4 separate regions of the Homo sapiens genome follow, and all the other regions are linked to region 4. A link is a contact called in ENCODE Hi-C or POLR2A ChIA-PET data. All regions are on one chromosome and are shown on one strand. The core of a region is the stretch at or near the end of the contact, and the rest is flanking DNA. Distances in the headings are between cores, read along the strand shown. Region 1 holds the start of SERTAD1 (SERTA domain containing 1). Region 2 holds the start of FLT3LG (fms related receptor tyrosine kinase 3 ligand). Region 3 holds the start of AKT2 (AKT serine/threonine kinase 2). Region 4 holds the start of PPP1R37 (protein phosphatase 1 regulatory subunit 37).

Region 1 (3,900 bases), core at 948-3,447, 4.7 Mb before region 4:
CAGCTCATTGCAACCTCTGCCTCACAGGTTCAAATGATTCTCGTGCCTCAGCCTCCCCAAAAGCTAGGATTACAGGCACATGCCACCACACCCGGCTAATTTTTATATTTTTAGAAGAAGCATGGTTTCACCATGTTGGCCAGGCTGGTCTCGACCTCCTGGACCTCAAGTGATCCGCCCACCTCTGCCTCACAAAGTGCTGGGATTACATGCGTGAGCCACCGCGCCTGGCCTATAGACTTCTTAAATTTTAAATTTTATATTTAAGTATATTTATAGACTTTTTTATCTGAAAAAATAAAGATGGGGTCTCACTATATTGCCCAGGCTGGTCTCAAACTCCTGGCCTGAAGCGATCCTCCCCCCTCAGTCAATAAGTACTTTTTTTTTTCCCTTTTATTTTTTTGTAGAGACATGGTCTCACTATGTTGCCCAGGGTGGTCTCAAACTCCTTGCCTCAAGCCATCCTCCTTCCTCAGCCTCCCAAAGTACTGAGATTACAAGTGTGAGCTGCCTCACCCTGCCAATAAGTACACTTAATGATAACATTATTATTTCTTCAGTGAACCATGTGGAATGGCCAATATTCAACTTTTTCCCCTACAAAAGCAGCTGTTTCACATATTTTATTATAATAACATAATTATATCTAAATAAGTTATAATATTATAAATACTAAACTAGTTTCACGTAGTTTAATATTTATTGTCTACTATGACTATGTTTCAAACAGTAAATAAATAAGGAAACACAGGAAATGTACAGAGAATTACAGGAAGACACTAAAAGTTCCTAGAGACCTTTTAGATCATCAGAGAAGGCTCCTGTAAGGAGGTGACATTTGAATGGAGCCCTCAGGCCAGAGAAGTCAGCCATGGGAGACCCTGGGAAAAGCATTCCGGGAGGAGGGAACAACAAAAAAAGGCAGAGAAAAGCCCAGAGGCTGGATGGGCTTGAACTGGAAAGAGACCAGCATGGGTGGCACACAGAGAGTGACATGGTAGGAGACCAGATTGGGGAGCAGCTAGGGGAACGGGCACAAGCCAGGTCACAGAAAGCCACATATGCAGAAGTAGGGAGTTTGGATTTTATCCTGAGTGTGGTGGGCAGTCATTAAAGGAATTTGAGCAGGGAGGGAATGGTGCTGTGAGCTGATTAGGTTTCCGGAAGATCCCCCCCATGGCTGCTTCGAGGAAGACTGTGGGGGGCAAAAAGAGGGGGGATCTGAGACCCACTGGTAGGCTGTACTCGTTTGGGACGGACGATGGTGATGGCCTGGAGTAGGAGCTGGTAGTGGCATGGAAGGAAGTCGGTCGAGTCAGGACTTATTTGGGAGGCAGAATAGACAGGGCTTGTCGGGAAATCGTGATCGGCACCGGGTTCAGTCACTGAGATAAGTTTGAGGGTCCACTGTTCTTGGAGTGGCGGGGGTAGGGCTGGAGTTTTGGACTCCTGGCGCTACCTACTTTTTTGGGCCAGGAAGACTGTAGAGTCCAGTTTCGGAACCCTGCCTAGCAAGATTTTAAGAATGGCCCACCACACTACTCAAAACAGGGTCTTCGTCCCCTTCCCCGCAGTCCGGGGAGTCCGGAACCGCAGGAATTCCGCCCCCACCCCCGACTCCGCCCCCGGGTCCCGGCGCCCCCTAGCGGTGCCCAGGCCGGCTTTCCCCCGGGGATTCTGGCCCCTCTGACCCCAGGACCCCTTCTACTGCCCCGATTCCCGGCTGTGATTCCTGCCGGCCTCCCGGCGCCGTGCGAGCCGGGACCCCTGGCGGGCTGTTCTCTGCGCCCGGCCTCCGCTCGCTTCCGGCAGTGGAGGCGGCTCCTCCCGAAGCGGCGGCGGCGGGGGCGGGTGAGTCACGCAGCCGGAGCCAAGAAGCCGGCGCCTCCGCCCCCTTCTCGGACTGCGGCGTGATTCACCCGGCCCGGCCGGGGCAGACAGCACGTAGAGGTCCGTGCGTCTCGATCCCGGGCAGCCCCGGCGGGCACCTGTCGGACCCAGGGATCGAACTCTGTGAAGGACCCGGCCGCTGGTAGCCCTTCTGTTCCCAGGCCCCTTCATTTACATACCTTGCTCACTAGCGGCCAATCAGAACGAAGAGGTAGCCACCCACAACCAATCAGGAAACGGCGGCGGCAGCATCGCTTGTTGGCTGTCCTCCGGAAACCCGCGCCTGGGTCGCGAGACGCAGTTCTGACTCCGGCTCACGACTCCAGACTCCTAACTACCCTTAGCGACCGCCCACTCTCGTGGCTGCCCCGCCCTCCGCCCCAGGGATTGGCCCTGCATGGTGATGGGCGGAGCTTGTAGGGGGCGGATTCTGAAGGAGGGGCTTCAGGGCGCATGCCCGGGCAGCTGCGCGAGTGAGGGGTGGAAAGAGGTGGCTTTTTACTCCGGGGAACGGTGGCGAGTGGGGGCTTTTGCCTCTCAAAATACGAGCCCCTCACAACTACCCATGCACCTGCCAAACCCGGCAATTAAGCTTCTTACACATCCAGCCCCGACAGGGGTCTACACTACAGATAATGCCCGGGTTCAAATTCCGACTCCGGATTCCCCACTCACTGGATGCGTGACCTTGGAAAAATGATCAACCTCTTCAAGCTACACAAAGTTAAATGGGGATCGTCTTGCCTACCTCTTGACAGGATACTTTAAGTAGGATCGTATCTATAAGAACACAATACCACACTCAAGCAATGCTGGACAGTTGGACTTAATTGTGGTTAAAGGCGGGAGTGAGGTGGGAGTGCGATACCAACGGAATCACATCCCGGGCTCCATTCCCTAAGCAGCTGTGTGACCTGCGGCAAGTGTTTTAATCCCTTCTGGTCTGTTTCTCCTTTAAAATGAGAGAAAATAGCGCCTAGTTTACAGGATTGTTTTTAAGGATTAAATTAATTCATGAAAAATCTTCAGAGTGGGGTGCAACATGTTTTGTGTTTTTTTTTTTTTTTTCATTTTATTTATTTATTTATTTATTTATTTGAGACAGATTCTCACTCCGTCGCCCAGGCTGGAGTGCAGGGGCACGATCTCGGTTCACTGTAACCTCCGCCTCCCAGGTTCAAGCAATTATCCTGCCTCAGCCTCCCGAGTAGCTGGGACTACAGGCGTGCGCCACCACGCCCGGTTAATTTTTGTATTTTTAGTAGAGATGGGGTTTCACCATGTTAGCCAGGCAGGTCTCAAACTCCTCACCTCAGGTGATCCGCCCTCCTCGGCCCCTGAGTGTTGGGATTACAGGCGTGAGCTACCGCGCCCAGCTGCTTATTATTTTTTTCTTTACTTTTTATTTTATTTTATTTTGCTTTTGAGACAGGGTCTCGCTCTGTCACCCAGGCTGAAGTGCAGGGGTGCCATCTCGGCTCACTGCAGCCTCCCAGGTTCAAGCCATCCTCCTGCCTCAGACCCCCAAGCAGCTGGGACTACAGGCGCACACCACCATGCCTGGTTAGCAACGTTGTTTCTTTGTTAGTAGTAATAGCTGTTGTAATAAGACAAGCTCTTAGTTCAAGGTGGATAGACATGCAGGATGGGGCTAGAGGTAGACAGGGTATAATACTCCTCCCATGGCCGGATGCAGTGGCTCACGCCTGAATACTCTCTCACCTAGATTTAATTGATAGTTGTTAGCTAGGCAACAACTGTAATCCAGTACTTTGGGAGGCCAAGGCAGGAGGGTCACTTGAGTCCAGGAGTTCACTTGAGTCCAGCCTGGGCAACACAGTGAGATCTCATCACTACAAAAAAATTTAAGAATTAGCCAGGCGTGGGCCGGGCGTGGTGGCTCACGCCTGTAATCTCAGCATTTTGGGAGGCCGAGGTGGGCAGATCACGAGGTCAGGAGTTCGAGACCAGCCTGGCCAACATGGTAAAACCCTGTCTCTACTAAAA
Region 2 (3,722 bases), core at 1,202-3,701, 4.4 Mb after region 4:
AAAAATTAGCTGGGCATGGTGGCGGGCGCCTGTAGTCCCAGCTACTTGGGAGGCTGAGGCAGAAGAATGGCGTGAACCCGGGAGGTGGAGCTTGCAGTGAGCCGAGATCGAGCCACTGCACTCCAGCCTGGGCGAAAGAGTGAGACTCCGTCTCAAAAAAAAAAAAAAAAAATCCTCCCACCTCAGCCTCCTGAGCAGCTGGGACCACAGGCACGCACCACCATGCCTGGCTAATTTTTTTTTTTTTAATAGGCAGAGTCTACCTACGTTGCTCAGGCTGGTCTTGAACTCCTGGCCTCAAGCGATCCTCTCGCCTCAGCCTTTCAAAGTGTGGGACTGCAGGCATCAGCCACCACACCTGAAGTAGAATTCTTTTTGATGTAAGAAACCCACTCTTACTAGTTTAGGATAAAAGGGAGTTTTCAGAGGCCAGGCTCGGTGACTCAGGCCTGTAATCCCAACACTTTGGGAGGCCGAAGTAGGCGGATCACCTGAGGTCAGGAGTTTGAGAGCAGCCTGGCCAACACAGTGAAACCCTGTCTGTACTAAAAATACAAAAATTAGCTGGGTGTGGTGGCGGGCACCTGTAATCCCAATTACTCAGGAGGCTGAGGCAGAAGAATCACTCGAACCCAGGAGGCAGAGGTTGCAGTGAGCTGAGAGCACACACTTCACTCTAGTCTGGGCAACAGAGCAAGGCTCCATCTCAAAGAAAAAAAAAATGAGAGTTTTCCGGACTAGGTGTGGCAGTTCACACCTGTAATCCCAGCACTTTGGGAGGCCGAGGTGGGTGGATCACTTGTCAGAAGTTTGAGACCAGCCTGGGCACCATGGTGAAATCCCGTCTCTACTAAAATTATAAAAATTAGCCAGGCGTGGTGGCGGCACCTGAAATCCCAGCTATCTGGGAGGCAGGAGAATTGCTTGAACCTGGGAGGCAGAGGGGGAGCTTGCAGTGAGCCAAGATCGTGCCACTGCACTCCAGCCTGGGCAACACAGCGAGACTCGGTCTCAAAAAAAAAAGAGAGAGAGAGAGGAGTCTTCTGGAAGGCTACAGAGATTCCCTAGAGGCAATAGGGCGATAGGGCAGGACACACATTGAGGGGCCCCAGGACTTGGTCAGGAAGGAGCTAGAGCAGGTCCTTTGTCCATGGGCCACATGAGCTATTGGGGCTTGTATCTCTGCCTCTCTGCTTCATTTAAATCTTTCTAGCCAGATGGAAGGTCTGACCATTGGGTGCGACAAGGCAGCTAACCCAGGCTGAACAGGAAGTGAGGCAGGCAGAGGGATCAGGGAAGGGAAATGGATGATGAAGGCCAGGACGGGCGAGGCTTTGCTGCAGTAACACATAACCCCCGAATCTGCGTGGGCCACAACCACAACATTAGTTTGTTGCTTACACTCCCTGTGCTCATCCGGGGCTGGCAGGATCCCTGTGCTCCTCCGAGTGGCACAGGAAACTTGGCTGATAGAGGCGCTCTCTCCATGCATCCTCCACCATCCACTCCCCGGTCCCTTAGACTTCCATTCAGAAGTGACACCTGTCACCTCCACCCTCATGTGACTGGCCAAAGTGAGTGTGGCCATGTCCGAGTTCCCCAGGATGGGACCTCGAATCCTCCTGCTGGGGGGGTGGGGGCAGCAGATGTTTCAGGACAGTCTGCCACGGATCAGATGGGTGAGCAAGAGATTCAGGATGGGCGTGATGGGTCACACCTGTAATCCCAGCATTTTGGGAGGCCGAGGCAGGCTGATCACCTGAGGTCAGGAGTTCGAGATCAGCCTGGCCAACATAGTGAAACCTCGTCTCTACTAAAAATACAAAAATTAGCCGGGCATGGTGGCACGCACCTGCAATTCCAGCTACTTGGGAGCCTGAGGCACAAGAATTGCTTAAGCCCAGGAGGCGGAGGTTGCCGTGAGCCGAGACTGTGCCACTGCACTCCAGCCTGGGCAACAGAGTGAGACCCCATCTAAAAAAAAAAAATGCTTCAGAGATTCAGAGATCCACAGATGTGGAAGAGAGCTTCTATTTTGTCTCATGTACCACCTCACCCCTCAGTTTGGAGTTGGAGAAGCCGAGGCTTAGAGAGGTCAAGGGGCTGGCCAAGCTCCCACAGTGATAAAGCTAGTGCTAGGGCGACACCTGCCAGGCCCAATGTGACAAGATGCATCCTGAGTCCTGTGTGCCAAGCCTTGGCGGGGCAAAGTTGGGGCCCGGAGGACGGTAAGACACAGCAACTGCGAGTTCCCAGAGACAGATCCGGGTTCCAGCCCCAGCTCACCATGCACTGGGCGTGCCACCCAGGGAGTCAGCCCCACTGCAGCCCCCGCTGCGGGGCGTCCGGAGAACGCGCCATCTGCGGCGTGAGCGGCCGCCTCTCACCACCAGGGGGCGCGCTCCGCCTGGGCCCAGATTCCACCCCTTGACTGTCTCCCCCCAAAAATTTCCTTTCACTTTCGGTCTCTGGCTGTCACCCGGCTTGGCCCCTTCCACACCCAACTGGGGCAAGCCTGGTGCGTGAGGAGACTTGGACTCTAGGTCCCCAAGGGGCGGAGCCAGGGTCCCCACTCCTGGGGCAGGGGGAGCAGAGGGTGGGGGGCTGGGTTCCCGGGTCCCTAACCTGGGGAGGGTTCTGGGGACCAGACGTCGAGGTTCTTAGAAGTGGAGATGAAGAGTTTTCACCGTAACTGGGGCAGACGCAGGAAGCCTGGGGGAGGAAGGGGCGGAAACTCAGCCACATCAATGGGACGCGGGAGGGGCGGGGAGGCAAAGGGGCGGGCAGGGCAGGGGCTGGGGCATGAGGGTCCGAGACTTGTTCTTCTGTCCCTTCCAAGACCCGGCGACAGGAGGCATGAGGGGCCCCCGGCCGAAATGACAGTGCTGGCGCCAGCCTGGAGCCCAACAGTGCGTAAACCCCAGGGACAAGATCAGGGGAGAGGGGAGGCACAATGTCAGGATGGGGCAGAGATGAGGGGAGATGGACGGGAGAACAGATGGACAGATGACGAGGAAATAGGAGGGGAGATGGACAGATGTGAGGGGAGATGGATAGGAGAGGAGACGGACAGAGGAGGGGGAGATGGACAGAGGATGGGGAGATGGACAGAGGAGGGGGAGATAGAGGAGAGGGAGATAGAGAGGAGTGGGAGATGGACAGGAGCGGGGAGATGGACAGAGGAGGGGGAGATGGACAGAGGAGAGGGCAGATGAACAGAGGAGAGGGAGATAAAGAGGAGGGAGGTGGACAGGAGGAGGGAGATGGACAGAGAAGGGGGAGATGGACAGAGGTGGGGGAGATGGACAGGAGGGAAGATGGAGAGGAGGGGGTATGGACAGAGGAGAGGGGAGATGGACAGGAGGGGGAGATGGACAGAGGAGAGGGAGATGAAGAGGAGGGGGAGGTGGACAGGAGGAGGGAGACGGACAGAGGAGAGGAAGAGAGACAGAGGAGGGGGGAGATGGACAGAGGAGGGGGAGATGGACAGAAAAGGGGGGAGATGGACAGAGGAGAGGGAAGGTGGACAGAGCCAAGAACAAATGAAGAGGACGTGGACCAAGATCAAGAGAGAAGCAGGCAACAGTGGTGTAGAAGGCAGAGGGAGGGACAGAGCTGGAGGAACCCGGGCGAGGAAACCAGACGTGAAGATGAGGTGGTTGGAGAGAGACCAGCAGAGTGGGGGAGATGGGGAGAGAGAGGGGTGGGGCAGAGGGGGATGC
Region 3 (3,892 bases), core at 1,153-3,652, 4.8 Mb before region 4:
TCTGGGAAATCTTTGCACTTCACAGTGAGTGAAATGATTCCTCATCTGTAAAATGGTATCACACTTCTAACTAGCTCGTAGCTCTCCATAAAATAGGCCTAACCACAGGTATGTTTTGAGACTTAAGTGAGATCACATGTACAAAAGCCCTGTCACACGCCTGGCATGGGGTGAATGCTATAAACACTGGGCATCCACTAGCTCTGGAAATGATCTGCCTCTCTGAGATGCTGTTTTCTCATCTAAAAGGGAGAGCATAACAACAGCGCCTACCGCTCTAGAATTCAAGTATTCAGCAAGTTTATCTATATGAAGCATTCCAAACAGTGTGTGGCCCACAGAATGCACTCAGTTACTGTCAGCCATCAATTTCATGATTACTGTTTTCACTGCCACTGTTAGCCCCATCAGGCAAACCCTCTAAAAGCTGGCAGGAGAGGACCAGAGGAACAAACCCCTAGTGGAGAAAGATTCTACAGAGTCGCCGCTGCCTCACAGACTGTGGGACCTTTCTCTCCAGGAACCACGAGCCACGGAAGCCAGTCAGCTTGGAAGTCACTGCTGCGGACTAGGGGCAACCATCTGCCCCCTCTGACCACATCACCAGCCCAGGTCTGCTGGGTCAATCAGGGACTGCAGCCAGTCCTCTGGGAACTCCAGACCCAGAGCAAAGGCTACAGGGCAAGCCAAGGTCATGATCTGGCCTAGGGAGCAGGGACACTGGCCACAGACCTCTGGGGCTGGCTGCTCCCAGCACCAGCCCACAGACCACAATAAGACACCAGATCCATGGGGGATCTGACTGTCCCAAGCCCTTCAGAGCAGCCTTCCTCCCTGGGCCAGGCTGGGCCAGGGGCACCCCCACTCCAAGTCCCCTTGGCCTATGCAAAGAGGAACAGCTGGGAAAACAGCTCCCGGCCTCACTGCAAGGCCAACTGTTACTGCCTTGGTGGGGAGTGTAAACATGATGTGTGACCGAGCTGGTAACTGGGAGACACAAACAGCTTCGTGGCCAGCGACAGAGGAGCATGTAGTGGTCTGCGTTGGTTCCTGGACCCTTCACATCCACTGCCAACCAAGTTCAGCCCACGAGTGAACTCCTGCTGCTTCTCTGGGAAGGTAGGAGTGGATGAAGTTGAAAAGCAGCCCATTGGAGGCTCTAGTTACTCCAGCCCAGGCGTCTTGCTGAGCCCCAAGAGGTCTCCAAATGAGAGGAAGAGGTCCTCACAATCCCAAGATCAAGATGCCCCCAGAGAGCTTCCCTGGGGGGAAGAGGTGTTCCCCCAAACACTCCTTCCTCCCAAGTTTTAACAAGCGGGTGCAGGGGCACGGCTCCTCAAATCCAAGCCCAATCCCTCTTCCTCTTCAGAATGTTAAGGCTCAGACAACTTCAGTGACTTCTAACACAGCTTTCCTCCCTCCCCTATGGAAGGAAAGAACTGTTACTGCCTGGTAAATAATCTGAGAGGGTAATGGAATCCAGAGCAGCACCTCCATGGTCCAAAGCACCCCAGTAACCATGACGTTCCCTCCAGAGTCGTTAAGAAGTTCAATAAAGGCTGAGATCAGTGTAAACCCCCAACGCCACACACGTCAAATACAGGAAACAGAAACCCCTCCTCACCAATCGGCATCACAGTCCTCCCAAAATACGCCCCTAAAACCCACTAGGGCCTGTCCCGCCCCGTCCCAGTCCCTTAAAGATCACAAACATCACAGTCCTCTGATTTGGGTTCCCCTACGTTCTAAGCAGGGCTCCCCCAACGCCGTGGTGATATAACCCAGCCACAGTTGGGGAAGCATCCTCCCCAGAAGCCCCCACCCCTGTAAATACAGCACAGCAACGGCTTCCACAGCGCCAAAAAGGTACAGCCCTCTACACTTGATGCGGCGCGCCCCCTCGATAGCTTAGCCCGCGCACGCCAGGCTCGATCTGCCCGCCGCGCCCGAAAGGTCCAGCCCCCGGCCCGCGCACGCTGCGGCCTGCGCTCCCCGTCCCGCAAACTTGCAGCGCTCCCCCCACCGCCTCAGTGGTATGGCCCGCCGCCACCGCCCCGGCCCCCCGAGGCTGGTCCCACCGCCCCCGCTCGGCCACCCCCACTCAGCTCCTGAAGGAGGGGCTCGAGGGCCGCGGTCCCCCCGCCGGGCACGGGTGGTACAGCCCATCGCGGCACCGCGGGGGGCCCGGACGCGACCATCGTGGGGGGGGCGTTCGGGGACACGCGCTGGCGCACTCACCTGTCACCGGCAGCCGCCCAGCCTCTCCGGCGGGGCTCTACCCCCGCCCATCGCCACGCTGCGCTGGTTCCCTTTCCTTGTGTTTCCCGGCAGCGGCAACGGCGCCGGCAGCGGCAGCGGCGGCGGCGACGCCTCCTCCGAGGCAGGCCCAACGGCTAGCACGGCGCGGCCCCCCCCGCCCCCTCCCCCCAGCCCCCGCTTACCGCCCCCTCCCACCCTCTGGACGGAAATACCGCCCTCTCGCGCCACAAACAGGAAGTGACGTACAAAGAGCCAGAGACGAACTCTGAGAGAGCGAGAGCGCAAGAGCAGGGCAGAGAAGGAGGCGGGCTCACAGCAGGGCGCCTGCGCACATTAGACAACTTTGGGCCTGTGTGGGTTAGAGATGGGCCTCGCTAGGCCGTGGGGCGGAAAGGCGAGATGGGGCTACGCAGGCGCACTAGGACTCCGACGTCTGCTTTCCCTAGGGCCTAGCCGTAGTGATTATTTCCCGGCAGCCCCTAGTCCGTATTTACATACGCTTTGATCTTGTTTTACTCAGTTCTGGGTTCTGACGCTCTTAAAGGACCCCGGAGCGGGAGTTAGTTAGGAGGGGTTTCCTTTTCAGTGTGCTCGTCATGGTTGAGCTCAGGCTCTGAAGCCACACAACCCCAGACTTGAATTTCCTCCTTTCTGGTGACTGTGGGCAGAAGGCTTGACCGTTTTCTGTGCCTCAGTATCCACATCTGCTAAATGGAAACAATCATCGCTGTGTCGCTGGCTTTTGAACCATTTTAATGTAAACAAAACGGTTTTTACCAATTAGTTCATTACTGCAAGATATTAATGCCACCTGCTCTCATCGTACATATTCCAGTGAATCTGGGATATAACATTTTATAATGCAACTTGGGCCCATAAAGGCCTTAAAATCACCCTGCGGCCGGGCGCGGTGGCTCACTCCTGTAATCCTAGCACTTGGGGAGGCCAAGGCAGACGGATCATGAGGTCAGGAGTTCGAGACAGCCTGGCCAACATAGTGAAACCCCGTCTCTACTCAAAATACAAAAAAAAAAAAAAAAGCCGGGCATGTCGGTGTGTGCCTGTAATCCCAACTACTTGGGAGGCTTGAGGCAGGAGAATCGCGTGAACCCGGGAGGCAGAGGTTTCAGTGAGCCGAGATCATGCCATTGCACTCCGGCCCGGGCGACAGTGCAAGTCTCCGTCTCAAAAAAAAAAAAAAAAAAGAAAAGAAAGAAAAAAGAAAAAAAATGACCCTGCAAGAAAAGAGCTTTGCACAGATCCTAATCCGTATATTAGCTAGTATACTGGACAGCTGTGAGACATCTGGCTCCCAGCCCCTCCTCTCTCATAGGGGATTGTGCTGCCTCCTGAATTTGGGTTCCAGTATGCCATATAACTTGGCAATTGTATGCATTGGTAAGTGAGAAAAATGCCTGACTGAGAGTTGAATCCTGGGTCCACCTCAGTCTGTGAGAGTGTTTCAGGCAAATCCTGCTGAGGGTTCGGCTTTCGTTTTCTGAGACGTAAACCTAATGCTGGAACTAGCCCTTTCTTATTTGGTTTCTAGCTTGGAACTTGCTGCTTGGTATTCCTAATTCCCGGTCTTCCCCATCAGTCGGTGTTAATAACTCTGACCAATGCCTCCCCCTTC
Region 4 (3,691 bases), core at 78-2,577:
TCTCGCCTTTGGAATTTCTACCTTCTCCTAGGTTTTGTTTTTTAAAATCAGGCCTATGATACCGCTCATGGGCTCATATTTATTTTAGCATTGTAATTTAAGTTGTATTTTATGCAACTCTACCCCGATACAGAGAGCTGTTGATGTAACTGCAGCGAGCAAATGGAGGACTAGAGACTAGCGAAGGGGCCGAGACTTCGTCTCCAGAGTATCCCTGTCAGCATCCATCAACTGCACTCATATATTGAATGCAGCTCCTATCCGCCTTTCTTTTCGACTTCTTCATGCCGTTACCACTCTTCATCAGTTAGTCTAGCCTCAATGTTTTCATTTATTTCCTTTGTTTTTTTTGGGGGGGGGGGAACGGAGTCTTGCTCTGTCGCCCAGGCTGGAGTGCAGTGGCACGATCTCGGCTCACTAAAAGCTCCGCCTCCCGGGTTCACACCATTCTCGTGCCTCAGGCTCCCGAGTAGCTGGGACTACAGGCGCCCGCCACCACGCCCGGCTAATTTTTTGTATTTTTAGTAGAGACGGGGTTTCACCGTGTTAGCCAGGATGGTCTCGATCTCCTAACCTCGTGATCCGCCCGTGTCGGCCTTCCAAAGTGCTGGGATTACAGGCGTGAGCCACCGCGCCCGGCCCATTTCTTTCCTTTCGTTGAGACAGGGTCTGGCTCTGTCTACCAGGTCGGAGTGCAGGGGCGCGATCATAGCTCAGTGCAGCCTCAACCTACCGGGCTCAAGCGATCTTCCCACCTCCCAAGTAGCTGGAACTACAGGCTCCTGTAACCAGACCCTGCTAATTTTTAAATTTTTTGTAAAGACGGGGCCTTGCTATGTTGCCCAGGCTGGTCTCGAACTCCTGGACTCAAGCGATCTTCCCGCCTCAGCCTTCCAAAGTGCTGGGATTATAGGCGTGTGCCGCCGCGCCCCGCCAGGTGTTTTCAGTTCTATGCACTCCATTCCCTGGGCTCTTGACGAATGTGCGGGAGCTGAATATTCGTTATTTGGACTCCGGCAGGAAGGCGTGGGCTCAGCTTCGCGCTTGCGCGCTGCTCTTGGAGACGGCGTCTACTTCGCCCCGCCCCTCATAGTCTGCAGTTCCGGCTCTGCAGATTCGCTGCTCACGTTTCTTTTTTCCGTGGCCCTTCCTGCCCTTTGTTTCTCTCTTCATGTCACCCGCGGGACAACTCTACGTGCAAGTCGCTGAAATCGATTTTCTGCTTCTTATAGTAAGCGGCGGGCTCGCCAGCCTCGAGCGAAAGTGTGACTGCGAACGGGCAGGCGCGCGCGGGGCTCGGCGGAGGCGCGCTTGGGCTCCCGGCGGCGACGACTACGACCACTAGGAGAGCGGACGGAGGCGGCGCCTGAAGCGGCGGCGGAGCCCATGCCCCGGGACGGCGGGCGGACCCGGAGAGACAAATCCGGGGCCCGGGGCATGTCCCCGGGGCCCCCGTGAGGAGGCGGCGGCGGCTATGGAGATCGCGCCGCAGGAGGCGCCGCCCGTGCCGGGCGCGGACGGCGACATTGAAGAGGCCCCAGCTGAGGCCGGGTCTCCCAGCCCCGCGTCGCCCCCCGCCGATGGGCGCCTCAAGGCTGCAGCCAAGCGCGTCACATTCCCGTCCGACGAGGATATCGTGTCTGGAGCAGTGGAGCCCAAAGACCCCTGGAGACATGGTAGCTACCGCGGGTGAAGCGGGGGCGGGCTCGAGAGGGACCCGGGAGTCGGGAGGGATCGGTGCAGGGCCCGGCTCGAGGTGGCGTTCAATAGATTGCACCTAATGGTGAATAAGGGGACAGTCGTCAGTTTAGAACCGTAGTCTGTTAGAAAGGGGGTGGCTATGGAGTTGGGAAGGTGAAAAGTATCTGGTTTCTGCCGCACCCCACCCACCCGAGACAAAGATGGTGATCGTTTTAGGGTTTAAAACGATGAGCAATTAAAGAAAGTTTGGTGTTTTGTCAGATGTAGAGTGTGGCAGCCTTTGCGTTCGTAGTTCCACCAGAGAAGGAGAGAAGGAGCAGTTGAGAGGAGGAGCGGGTCAACACTGGGCCTGAAAGGGCAGTTGAAAGAGTTTGATGGGTCTATGGGGGTAAAAAGAGGTTAAGTTGCTGGTCTGCAAGCCTTGGGGCAAGGAGTGGTCGTGTTGGCCACTTTCTTGGCTGGAAAGAGGGAGACTATAAACTTGGACTGTGGCTATAGAGGACTTGGTAAAAAGGAGTCAAGATAAGGTCCCAGAAGAGGAGCAGAGGTGGTGGTCAATTTGTGGTTGGGTGAGGGAGAAAGAGGCAGTGTGGTTTTTATGTTTTCTTTTTTATTGAGACAAGGTCTCACTACATTGCCCAGGCTGGTCTCGGACTTCTGGGTTCAAGCTGTCCTCCCTCCTTGGCCTCCCAGAGTGTTGGGATTACAGGTGTGAGCCACCGCCGCCTGCTGCAATGTGGTATTAAGAAGAAAAGCCAACGCCTACCGCCGCCTCCTCCTCCAAAAAAAAGAGAAGCAGAAGGAAGGCTGTCAGTCATTCAGGAGCAGAGGATGTTTGGGACATGGCTACGGAAGGGTCCTCTTGTTCCTTCCTGAGAAAGAATTGGGGGATGGCCGGGTGCATTGGCTCAGGCGTGTAATCCCAGCACTTTGGGAGGCCAAGGTGGGTGGATCACCTGAGGTCAGGAGTTTAAAACCAGCCTGGCCAACATGGGGAAACCCCGTCTCTACTAAAAATACAGAAATTGGCCGGGCATAGTGGTGCACACCTGTAATCCCATCTACTCAAGAGGCTGAGGCAGGGAGAATCGTTTGAACCCGGGAGGTGGAGGTTGCAGTGAGCTAAGATCACGACATTGTACTCCAGCCTGGGTGACAAGAGCAAAACTCCGGCTCAAAGAAAAAAAAAAAAAGAATTGGGGGATGTTATCAAGTCAGAAATTGGAGTTGCTGGCCAGTAGCAGGTGAGAGAGATGAAAAAGTTGGCTACTTGAAGTGTTGGGAGAGAGGGCCAGCGCACTGGAGAGGGTCAGGTCAGTGTTGGAGCTGAAAGGAGTGTGTTGGAGCCATAGGGCTGGGAAAGTGGAAAGTCGCTTGGGACATGCAGGGCAGTGTTGAGTCCATTTTGTGCTGGAGAAGTCTGTCAGTTCTCCTGGGGTGGAGCCCATGAAGTGAGGGATCAGACTGGCTGTGGTGGCCGTGGTTCTGTAGAAGCTGATCTGCCGGCCCTGGGCAAGGGGAGAAACTATTGCCAGTCTGTGGACAATGGAGGAATTGGTGGCTTTGATGTGAGGGTGGGAAACATGGTAACTGGAAACTGAACACACAGGGAGTCCATCATGAATGACAGTTTGGCTACTTATTATAATTTTTTAGACGGAGTCTCCCTCTGTCGCCCAGGCCAATTCTCCTGCCTCAGCCTCCTCAGTATCTGGGATTACAGGCACCTGTCATCACACCTGGCTAAAAATGTTTGTATTTTTAGTAGAGTTGGGGGTTTCACCATGTTGGCCAGGCTGGTCTCGAACTCCCGACCTCAGGTGATCTGCCCACTTAAGCCTTCCAAAGTGCTGGGATTACCGGCATGAGCCACCGTGCCCGGCTGGCTAGTTATTCTTAAAGAGGCAGTGGTTAAATTAAGACTTTTGGGCCGGACGCCATGGTTCATGCCTGCAACCCCAGCACTTTGTCAGGCCAAGGTGGGCAGATC

Evidence for each region. Hi-C counts contacts between places; a loop is a spot of excess contacts on that map. ChIA-PET counts read pairs that join two places held with the same protein, here RNA polymerase II (POLR2A). Pooled maps may share reads with other maps.
Region 1: a loop to region 4 is called in a pooled map, with 18 times the contacts of the local background. The contact joins the promoter of SERTAD1 here to the promoter of PPP1R37 in region 4. A Hi-C loop is called at or near these places in 2 of 50 pooled maps. POLR2A ChIA-PET finds 5 or more read pairs at or near these places in 2 of 52 experiments (activated B cell and activated T-cell).
Region 2: a pooled map shows a loop between it and region 4 (2.7-fold over the local background). The contact joins the promoter of FLT3LG here to the promoter of PPP1R37 in region 4. A Hi-C loop is called at or near these places in 1 of 50 pooled maps. POLR2A ChIA-PET finds 5 or more read pairs at or near these places in 2 of 52 experiments (activated CD4-positive, alpha-beta T cell and naive thymus-derived CD8-positive, alpha-beta T cell).
Region 3: a loop to region 4 is called in a pooled map, with 10 times the contacts of the local background. The contact joins the promoter of AKT2 here to the promoter of PPP1R37 in region 4. A Hi-C loop is called at or near these places in 1 of 50 pooled maps. POLR2A ChIA-PET finds 5 or more read pairs at or near these places in 2 of 52 experiments (activated B cell and naive thymus-derived CD8-positive, alpha-beta T cell).

Annotation. Positions count from the first base shown.
Region 1 is chr19:40,423,795-40,427,694 of GRCh38, forward strand. SERTAD1 (SERTA domain containing 1) reads right to left here and starts at 2,198. Exons shown (of 2, transcript NM_013376.4): 1 at 2,073-2,198. RefSeq lists an enhancer at 721-1,523 and a silencer at 1,566-1,655.
Region 2 is chr19:49,471,764-49,475,485 of GRCh38, forward strand. It overlaps FLT3LG (fms related receptor tyrosine kinase 3 ligand), which reads left to right and starts at 2,452. Exons shown (of 9, transcript NM_001459.4): 1 at 2,452-2,518; 2 at 2,840-2,909. The coding sequence starts at 2,877. RefSeq lists a silencer at 2,831-2,910.
Region 3 is chr19:40,282,943-40,286,834 of GRCh38, forward strand. AKT2 (AKT serine/threonine kinase 2) reads right to left here and starts at 2,403. Exons shown (of 14, transcript NM_001626.6): 1 at 2,239-2,403. RefSeq lists enhancers at 1,428-1,567, 2,724-3,555 and a silencer at 1,938-2,437.
Region 4 is chr19:45,091,852-45,095,542 of GRCh38, forward strand. It overlaps PPP1R37 (protein phosphatase 1 regulatory subunit 37), which reads left to right and starts at 1,328. Exons shown (of 13, transcript NM_019121.2): 1 at 1,328-1,676. The coding sequence starts at 1,475. RefSeq lists an enhancer at 931-980 and a silencer at 1,401-1,610.